Linked DNA regions of Mus musculus: region 1 is linked to region 2. A link is a loop called in an ENCODE intact Hi-C map of the cell type or tissue named here. Cell type or tissue: heart. All regions are shown on one strand. Each heading gives the region's core, and the rest is flanking DNA. Links, peaks and the distances in the headings are about the cores only.

Region 1 (5,381 bases), core at 214-5,213, 970 kb after region 2:
GCACTCGGGAGGCAGAGGCAGGCGGATTTCTGAGTTCGAGGCCAGGCTGGTCTACAGAGTGAGTTCCAGGACAGCCAGGACAGCCAGGGCTATAAAGAGATACCCTGTCTCGAAAAATCAAAAAAAAAAAAAAAAAAAAAAAAGAAAAAAAGAAAAAAAAAAGAAACTCAAGGTCTTCCTCAGCTCCCTCCCTGGAGGCCAGCCTGGGCTAGAAACTGTCTCAAAAGAGGGGGAAAGGTCATCTTAGAACTCAGGAAGTTTATGTTTAGAAATCCAAGTCCTTAAAGTACTATAATTTTTGATGGGTCAATTGTAGAAAATTAAACTGTCCATCTAATCACTGCATTTGAAACGAACCAACCAACCGAAAAAGCAAATCGTGTATAGTTGCTTTACATACACGAATGTCTGTGTCCTACATGGCTGCAGGGCTAGAAAGTGGAGCATCAGATGCCATGGAACCGGAGTTCCAGTTGTTAGCTGCTATGTAGGTGCTGGGTTCAACCCAGGTCTTTGGGAAAAGCAGCCAGCGCTTGTAACTGCTGGCCCATCTCTTCAGTCCCAGTCACTGCATTTTTTTTGTTTTTTTTGTTTTTTAAAGTAAGGATCTCTTTGGAGTCATGGTTAAAGGAGAATTTTCAACAGTTGTTGCCAGATACAGAATTATTAGCTAAATCTGCATATTTGTGCTTTTATCAGTTATGTCCTACATATTGCTAAAAGGTTAATCCCATCTGTCTGAAATTCATATCTAAGTGCACAGTCAGGTATCTTTCTTTTTTTTTTTTTTTTTTTTTTTTAAAGATTTATTTATTTATTATATGTAAGTACACTGTAGCTGTCTTCAGACACTCCAGAAGAGGGAATCAGATCTCGTTACGGATGGTTGTGAGCCACCATGTGGTTGCTGGGATTTGAACTCCTGACCTTCGGAAGAGCAGTCGGGTGCTCTTACCCACTGAGCCATCTCACCAGCCCCGGTATCTTTCTTTTTATCTGCTAAATTTGGCACCTCCATTTTCAGAGCCTTTTAGGAAGCAAAGCCTTCTTTGGTTCTAGCTCTTCTTATTTGAGTTAAAATAGATTTCCTGAAGAACAACTTACAGGAACTGCTCAGTTTAAATTTCCTACGGGAGGGATGGAGTTTCTTTCCTAGACAAGACTGTTGGCAACAGACAGGATGGCTCAGTCAGTACATTGCTTGCCATTGCCACACAAGTGTAGGGACCCAGGCATTGAACCTGCAAAAGCAAACAAGCCAAGTGCTCTGGTGCCCAAATGTAATCCCAGTGTTGGTAAAACGGAGGCAGGAGGGTCCCTGGGGCTTGTTGGCCAGTTAGACGTTCTTAATGACAAATATTAACACCAAAAGCACTATACTTTAATGCCTGAATGGATCAGTGGGTCTGCAGGCCCTTCATAGATGTGTGGCATTGTCTATGCATCTATTTTGTTTTCCAAACAGCAAAAAATAACTCTGACAAGGATTTAACTAAATGACCTACTCCAGGTTGTTCTTCTTCTTCTTCTTCTTCTTCTTCTTCTTTTTTTTTTTTCCTGAGACAGGGTTTCTCTTGTATAGCCCTGGCTGTCCTGGAACTCACTTTGTAGACCAGGCTGGCCTTGAACTCCACCTGCCACTGCCTCCCGAGTGCTGGGATTACGCCACCATGCCGGGCTACAAAATATTTCTTAATCCAATTTTAAGTTACATTGTCTCTAGGCCCACCAAGTTTGGCCAATCACAGGTCAAGTCAGCAAAACCTCCTCAGAGTATGGTGGCTCGGGGGTCACATATTCTCCAGCCACCATGGGATCCAGTCATCTGTATACCCCACTTGTTCGTATCAATTCTTCAAGCATCACTAATTCCTCCTTCACCTCGGAGGTTTCCATCAACCTATGTAAAAGAGTAAACTTCCAGTCTTTCTGCTTTACAGCAACACCATACTCTGCTACTTGTTAGTGCATTATATGCAAAGCTCCAAAGGCAAGGCACTACCGGATTCCCTCAACAGCCAAGGCTTCTCTAATTAGCAAATTCTGACACTTTACTCTTTAGAAATTTTTTGAATAAACACAAGGTCAGAAATTCCTAGAGTCCCAAATGGCAGACTCTCCTTGAAATCGATGTGATCGGATCCCACTTCTCTGCAATGATCCCCACCACAACCCCGCGTGGGATTCACTCATTAATGCCCCTACTCTCTGCCAATGCCTCAACTCATCAGACATAATCAACAGCACTAGGGTAGAAAAAAATTTAAAACAAAACGAAACAAATGAAACCCTCAACCCACCAAAGTGCGTAACTAAATATCACACGGTTAGAACTGCGAAGATTGTGAATTTTAAAGACGGTCTGGAGAGATGGTTCCAGAAGACCCAAGTTAATTCCCAGCACCCACGCCGGTGGCTCAGACTATCCTGTAACTCCAGTTTCAAGGTAATCCGACGCCCTGTTCTGATCTGTCGGGGCTCCAGCCACGCACTGCTGGCACATACATACTGGCAAGACATCCATCCATACAAAATAAAGTAATAAAACAAAATGTTTTTAAAGTTAGACTTGGGAGGCAGAGGCAGGCGGATCTCTGTGAGTTCTAGGTTAGCCTCGTCCACATAGAGAATTCCAAGTCAGCCAAGACTACACAGAGAAACTGTCTCAAAAAACAAAACAAAACAACAAAACTTAAAAGCCCCAGGCCTGGTTACTCGTTTCTGTAATCTGAGCTACTCAGGAGGGGCTTGATGAGTTGGAGGGTAGTTTAGGACATTTGGCACGAGTGAGTCCTCACAAAGAAGCTGAGGATGAAGCTCAGCAGTGGCGAGGCCCTGGTTCAAATAAAACCCTGCAATCTGATGCAGTGGCGGACCTACTGTGTGCAGGGTAGAGCCGGGTGCCAGGCTGCTACAAGCCCCTTCCGCCGTACAAGCCTCCCCTCCCAACACTCCTCCCGGTTCACCGCGGCCTCCCACATTCAAGTGCCATCGGTAGAGTCCACTCACAGCCCTACGGCCCGACCCGGCCCGGTCCACCTGAGCTGCCACGGGTCTCCGCTGGGCTCCGGAAGCACCGTCTCTGCACAGGCCAAGCTCGGCTTTCCACACCACCGCCGGCCCCGCGCAGAAACCGAGAGGACGGCGAGGGCGGCTAGAGAGACCGCTTGTACCATGGAGAGGAACCAGGAGGAGCCTAGAGCGGAAGCCAGCCCGGAGGCCTCCGGAGGAGGAAGGGCTGGGTGCGGGGGACAAGGGGGGATGACTCAATCCAACGCAAGAGTTGCTTCAGTTGCTCGCCCGCCTTGGGGAACTTGTATCCTCTCCTGAGGTTGGGGAATTGGGAGGCTCTTGGAGGCCCTTAGCAAACACAGGTTTCCTTTACTTCGTTTGCAAATCTGTTCTGTGCAGGACACCAAACAAACGCACCTAGATAGCCCTAATCCTGGAGGAGAGTTAAATGCAACTCAAGGAATGGACCTTTTATTTAAAGTCTCACATTTTATTTTTTGATCCATTCCAACTAAACATATTCTAAAACGCTCTCTCTATTATATATTGTAAAAAAAAAAAAAAAGTCTAGATCTTTGAGTAAAAGGTACACCACAGGAAATTAACCTTTACATTTTGGGGGTGGAGAGAAGAGGTGTAATCATTGTTGTTTTGAGGTGCGTGAGTTTTTGTTTTAATTTTGGGACAAGGTTGCAGCCAGGTAGTTGAGGCTGGACCCTAGAACTCTATAGGTAGTCCACGCGGCTATGAATATAACGTTTTCTTGGTTTTGAGAATTTGACACATATGGTGTGTTTGGATCAACTCCACCTCCAGTGATGTCATCTAGAAGTGCAGGACTGGGTTCGGTTCTCTTTGTCAGCTCAAGGATTAAAAAGGAGGACAGCATTACCTGAAATTTTTGGGTGTCCCTGCAGAGTCAACATATGATAACCTAGGAATTTGGGTTCCTTCCTGGGGATCTTAGTTTTATTAATAAAAGAATAAACTAAAACAGAACAACTCAAGGACAACTTATTAGAATTTTAAAAAGAAAACCCAAGAGCAGGCAATTTGTTAATCTTTAAGTTGTCCCAAAGAGGAAGATGTAGAGTATAAATATGACCGGCCTCAGTGGCAGACAGCCTTGGGGTGAGAGGTGGAACTTCCGCAAAGAGGAGGAAGTCTAATGCTAAGTTAGAGAGCTCTGGCCAGCACCTGAAGGAAAAAGATGGAACAATAAATAGTTACACAGTTTTTTTGTCGTGCCTCAGAAAGCAGGTCAGACCCATTGAGGTCAGCCAAACCTAACCAAGGCTCTGCTCTTAGGACTGAATGGGGCATTGGAAGGAGTCTGGGAAGGGAAAACTTGCTCTTAAGCTGAACCTACCTTCCTAGTAGATGTCTCCCAGCCAGACCCTGACCTGCCCCATTGGATTAGACCTTAAGGGAAGAGACTAGGGCATGCCTACAGCTAGGCAGAGATTCCACTCCCTTCTACCTTCTCTCACGTAAAGGCAGGTATATTGGGTTTTGTTTTCGTTTGCTTGTTTTTTAAAAACCCAGAGTCCATTCATTGCTGTCAGTATTTGCTATGTGAGGCTATCCATGAAAGAAAATCAGGAAATGCATCCCTGAAGAAAATTGACTCTCTTCACCAATAGGCATCAAACATCAAAAGCTCCTCAGAAGAGTGGGATTTCGTGGGGTCCTCTCTGTTAGGTCCAAAGTGGCCCCTTGAAATAGTGGTGCTGGTGACAGTGTCCTAAACAGAAGGACCCTGGCTAGGTACTTAGAAGCCTAAAGGCAGGAACCTCCCTTAATCTTTCAGGAGCCTCCTTTACCCTGCCCTGAATGACAACTACCTTGGGCAAGGTATCTAGTTCTCAGCCAATGTGAGCGGCCTACATCAGCTCAAAGATGCCCTTCAGTTGCTCCCCTTATTCCCCAGTAGTCTTGATAGCTTGGTCACCAGTAAGCCCTTCTTTGTGTGGAGTGGTCTAATTCAATGGTTTCACTCCACCCTGGATTCCAAACAGCTGTGTCATTTGGAAGTCTATAAGACACCCCCACCCCCCACCCCAGCCAACAACTTGAAGAACAGCAACTCATACCTAGTACTGGGTAGGCAACGTATGAGGTTATTTTAGATGTCTCCAAAAATGTGACTGAATTAGGGCTGACAAAATTGTCACTTTAGATATATCATGATAACAGTTTTTCTCGTCTGATTTTGACTGCAAGTGACCCTCTGTTCCACCATATTTTCTATTTATTTTAACTTTGGCATGCCTTATAGTTTACTAACTTACTACATATATTTAACACAATTCTGCCTATGTTTCACAAAGTGCACGCTTACTCATATCCTAAATTTAAAACATCCCACA
Region 2 (5,381 bases), core at 288-5,287:
GAGATTTCAGATGGCAAGATACCTTTTCCAATAAACAGAGCTTGGGCAAAGTACCAGAGATCATATTTGACATAAACTAGACCAACAATGCTGTGCAAATATTGATTCTTTATCTTTTCTTTGTAAAGTGAAGTAAGTGGAGACTATTACAAGGTAACTGATCCTGTCTTAGGAACATCATAGTATCGCTGGATACATTAATGCAAGCAATTAAAAAGTTCTAGATAATTTATATACCACAATAATTATCACTGAAAAACATTTTCTAAAGGCTTATATTATCACTATACAACAGAACTATAATCTAGACTATTAAATAAATGCTGCACATACATGTTAAACACAAGCAATATTAAAAACATTTTGATATTATAAATGCCAGAATGGACGGGAAGAGATGAGCACAAAGTCCCACCTCTACCTGAGGAGATACTGGCATCTGATAACTGCAGTCAGAAATGTCAGTTTTCTTTGAAGGTCTGACTCTTAGCAGGTGGACCACACATGAGGGCAGTCCACACACCCAAGAGTATCTGGGCAACACAAACTGGACTCAGTGGGTTGGGGAAGTAGGGAAGGGAACTCAAATTTGGGTTGGTAAGGGAGGTGGAATTATATCCGGGATAAGGGAAATAGAGATGATCAAAATTGTATGAAGCTCTCAAAGACTAAATATATTACTTAAAATTTTAATATTACTGTAAAACAGGCACATGCATTCTGTTCATCAGCCAGAACATAAAAAGTATTATCATTCTAATATATAATCAGTGTAAAAAATTTTAATTTCTATGTTCTTAGTTTTACCAAATTATCAAAATCCAGAGAACAGTCTATATAACACATTACAACTTTTCTTTTTTTTTTTAATATTTTTTATTATTACGTATTTTCCTCAATTACATTTAGAATGCTATCCCAAAAGTCCCCCATACCCTCCCCCCCACTTCCCTACCTACCCATTCCCATTTTTTGGCCCTGGCATTCCCCTGTACTGGGGCATATAAAGTTTGCATGTCTAATGGGCCTCTCTTTCCAGTGATGGCCTACTAGGCCATCTTTTGATACATATGCAGCTAGAGTCAAGAGCTCCGGGGTACTGGTTAGTTCATAATGTTGTTGCACCTACAGGGTTGCAGATCTCTTTAGCTCCTTGGATACTTTCTCTAGCTCCTCCATTGGGGGCCCTGTGCTCTATCCAATAGCTGACTGTGAGCATCTACTTATGTGTTTGCTAGGCCCCGGCCTACAATTTTACACATAGAATATTACACATTTCAAGTGCTCACTAGTATGGTCGTGGACAGTGGATTTCAACACTTATTAAGTAAAAACGGTTTTAGAGACCCAACATGGATTATTTCAGTCAAAATTATCTGAGACGAATAGAGAAAAGTAATCCAGGTTCTGAGAGTGAGAGAGTCAGGGGATTCTAACTCAGTCACTACCATGCTATCCCACACCTAGTCAAAATCCTTTTCCTCTACTACAAAAATGTTCAAATGAACAAACAAATATCTAGATTCCTATTGATGGAAATGTTTTGAAGCTTAAATTTCTGGTCGCACTGAAAAACAAAAAAAACTGTTTTCCCCACCATGATTTCAAATCTGAAAAGACTTACCAGTAATATGAGTTTCTGATATTTTTGTTTTAGGTCTGACATATTTGCAGATGGGTCTGCACCCAGAATGCTGTACCAATCCTTTTTGAGTGTCTGCTCCAAAGCCATCAGCGTCCTTTGACCTAGAAGGGAGCCTTCTCTGATGACCTGCAGCAGAAATGTTACAGCAATTCATTACAACCAGAATAAAGAAATATTCCTCCTAGATTCCTTACTACTTGAGTAAATTGCAAGCCCAAGAAAGTCTATATTTCCATTTTAAATGTCCCATAAATGCCATGTACAAGGATACAAGGATATAAAGATACTGAAAACCTATTAAATATTTCATGGAATATGCATATCACCTAAATAAATTTACAATGTTATAAAAAGAAATTGATAATGAGCCTGGGTGATGGATAGGCTTCTAAGAAGCGCTGACACCATTGCATACACTAGCAAGACTTTGCTGAAAGGACCCTGATATAGCTGTCACACAGAAGTGGATGCTCACAGTCAGCTATTGGATGGATCACAGGGCCCCCAATGGAGGAGCTAGAGAAAGTACCCAAGGAGCTAAAGGGGTCTGCAACCCTATAGGTGAAACAACAATATGAACTAATCAGTACCCCCCGAAGCTCTTGTCTCTAGCTGCATATGTATCAGAAGATGGCCTAGTCGGCCATCAGTGGAAAGAGAGGGCCCATTGGTCTTGCAAACTTTGTACAGGGGAACGCTAGAGCCAAGAAGTGGGAGTGGGTGGGTAGGAGAGTGTGTGTGGGGGGGGAGAGGGGTATGGGGAACTTTGGGGATAGCATTGGAAATGTAAATGAAGAAAATACCTAATTAAAATTTTAAAAAGGTATTTCTTATCTAATGGCAAAACTGGCATACAGGTGCTCACTAAACACACAGGAGCTTAATAAGTATGTATGAAACGAACAGATAAAAGGAATGGAATACCAAAGAAATGTTAAGGACATACATAGTTCCTGAATTTCCCTGGTTCGCTTCTTTCTTCTAGAGTAAAAATAAAGACGCACAAAATGACAGCACCGCACGGGCTCGGGGAAAGGGGAGTCCTCTTGCTGGGGCAAAGATCCTCACAGCCCATAAAGACGTTGCTCCCGAAGCTATGCACTCCAGGATGCCACAGTCCTCCAGACTTTAGAAACCAACTCACCCTGAAGCAGCCGCAGCTTGGCGGACACGCGGCGTCCACAGGCAGGCGTCCGCCCCACCGAGGCTGTCCCTGCTGATGCCTTCCCCTGGCTCCACACAGCGTCAGACTTATGGCGCTTCACTTTGGAGCAGGAGTCCACTTGCTGCGGCAGCCGGACGGAAAGCGGAACCCACTTTCTTTTCCGCCGGAAGTTGGAGTACAGCGGGAGTACGTTTCCAGTCGCGCCCTAGTTGTTGGTGCACATTACTGAAAGGCCCCGCCTCCAGTCCAGACGCGGCCGCTATGGTAACGCGTCGGGATTTCTGAGGTTTTGTCAACAGTGAGAGGTACGCAGAGAAATGCCTTTCCTCAATTTGCTCTAATTCTTCCTTTGCCCCGACACCACGATTGTTGCATCCCTCTACATCTCCTAAGGTGCACCTTCATCCTAGGTTCCTCTTACTTTACCTTGAGCAACTCCGGTCCTATTTGTTTATACTGGGGACGGGCAGTTGGTGATAAGGATGAGGATGGCTAACAAATTATGCCTAATAATTTCCGTTAAACCTGAACAACTGACTTAAAATATTTTTTAACTGCAAATCCTTTCCCATTTTCTATCTCTTTGTCGCTTTCGCTTCATCCCAGTGAGACAGCTGCGGAAGATGTTGCTAGAACTATTTTGTAGATGAGGAAACAAATCAAGGACAAAGGCCGGGTATATAATTATCCAGGTGTAGAAACAGCGTTCTTAACAGAATGAACTGTGCTGTTGTGTTCTGTCTCTCTCTCTCTCTCTCTCTCTCTCTCTCTCTCTCTCTCTCCCCCCCCCCCCCCCATTGTATCTGGAGATGAGAATCATCTTAGTTTTGAGACCTTAATATGATCTCCCTTGGCAATACAAAGTAGTTTTGGTGTTGCTACTTTCTTAGATGTACTTTCCCTTTTGTCTTATTTCTTCCAAATATCAATTCAAGAAGCACCAAAGATAAAATTAGGTAGGAAATATTCTAATAGGATAAATTATTTACTGTAATGAGCATTGCATGACGTAAGGAAAAACTGCAGAATGATACAGTTGACTTTAAAATCTAAATATAAAAGCACAGATTGGGTTCTCCAATGGATAGATTTTGTCATGTTTAAAGCAAAGACCATTATACAGTGGCAGGATCTAGCTTCATTCCTGGGCTTAGAAAACTATGTGTGTGAGCCTACCAAAATGCATAGTGAGTATTGTGAATCTCTCCCTGTACAATATTATAAGAAAGCCCCCATATACCTTACCTAGCCCTCAAATAATCCTTCTTGACCCTTGTCTGTATACAGAAATATGTTCAAGAAGTCCAATTTTGAGAACAAAAGTTTTGATATACTATTCCATCAGGTTATTGTGTAATTTATTTTCTTTAGCCAGTTTGTTTGATGTTTTTTCATATGAACTCACAAATGCTTTTCATTCTCATCTCCAAGAATTCTAGCATTGTGCACTAAATGAGATGAACTTTTTGCTTTATCTCCAAGGTGTCCTTGGTCAACCTAAGCTGTCAATATTTAATTGATATCATCCAATAAATACATTCTCTTTAACTTTCTCTGTTTCAAAGATGTCTTATCGGTGGTTTGCTTGGGTATGTATTCAGACACTTGAAACATTGAGTCTGGTGGTTCTGTTTCTGAAAATATATTTGGTAAAACTCACTTCTTCACAAACAACTTATTGCTGTTGTTGTGTTTAGTTCATTGAAAAAAAAAACAGATGGCTTGTCTTATAATCCAAATAATTAACATTTGAATAAACTCCTCAAGATGGCTCTGACATGGATCACTAATCATTAATTTCCATTTTAGAACAACATCATTCAATAGAAATATAGCAAACCCCAAATTCAAGCTCTATGTGAGACTTTGAAAATATTATATTTGACATCCAGAATAGTTTCATTATAAAATGGAATAATGTAAATTAGCACCTCTCAGTCTGGACTACCTATTTTCAGTTTCAATAGCCTCATATCATTAATAGCTACAACATTGAGCAAAGCAGGTTTAGAGAATGAAGTCATAACTCTTTTCCAATTGCATTGATTTTTACTGTCCATGCATTTCTATGTGTGGGTATGCCACAGAATGTGCTAGAGGTCAGAGTACAACTTATGGGCATCAGCTTTCTCCTTCTACCATGTGGGACCTGAGGACTGAACTCAGCTTGTCAGAATTGGTAGCACTTGTTTTACGTTCTGAGTTATATCTGCCTCCTAAAGTCCTAGCATTTTATTCTGGCATTAATTTACCTTCTATAGTAGTTGAATCATTAGACAGTACTTCTTTCAACTTCTATGGCAAGTTGTATAAAATACTCATTTGTAATCTTCCAATTCCGTGATGTATTATTGTCTCTAGAGGTATGTATTGAAACTGTTTCCCCCGTGGAATTGCCAGCCTTCTGGAGGAAGAAACCTTTCTTATTTGACAAGCTAAGCACTGGAAGCTGACTTGCTTCACATTTCAAGTTTGAGTGATGGGTTTCTAATCTGGACAAGGTCATACTCCAGGGACAGAGACCCAAGGCCTAGTGGACTAGGGGATGAGAAGATTAAAAGGGTAGGAAAT

Evidence for each region. Peaks named below come from ENCODE experiments on the same cell type or tissue, not always from the same donor. Only the 100,000 strongest peaks of a DNase experiment are listed, where the experiment ranks them.
Region 1: a loop joins it to region 2, with 5 times the contacts of the local background. A loop is called at or near these places in 2 of 42 quality-filtered maps.

Annotation. Positions count from the first base shown.
Region 1 is chr2:106,971,263-106,976,643 of GRCm38, forward strand. Arl14ep (ADP-ribosylation factor-like 14 effector protein) reads right to left here and starts at 3,135. Exons shown (of 5, transcript NM_001025102.2): 1 at 3,010-3,135. In heart, for the core only: no CTCF peak of the experiment used is centred there; a DNase peak (open chromatin) is centred at 3,169; H3K4me3 peaks cover 1,690 bases; H3K27ac peaks cover 1,481 bases.
Region 2 is chr2:106,000,305-106,005,685 of GRCm38, forward strand. It overlaps Dnajc24 (DnaJ heat shock protein family (Hsp40) member C24), which reads right to left and starts at 3,245. Exons shown (of 5, transcript NM_026992.3): 1 at 2,790-3,245; 2 at 1,625-1,771. The coding sequence starts at 1,732. In heart, for the core only: no CTCF peak of the experiment used is centred there; a DNase peak (open chromatin) is centred at 2,977; H3K4me3 peaks cover 1,673 bases; H3K27ac peaks cover 1,189 bases.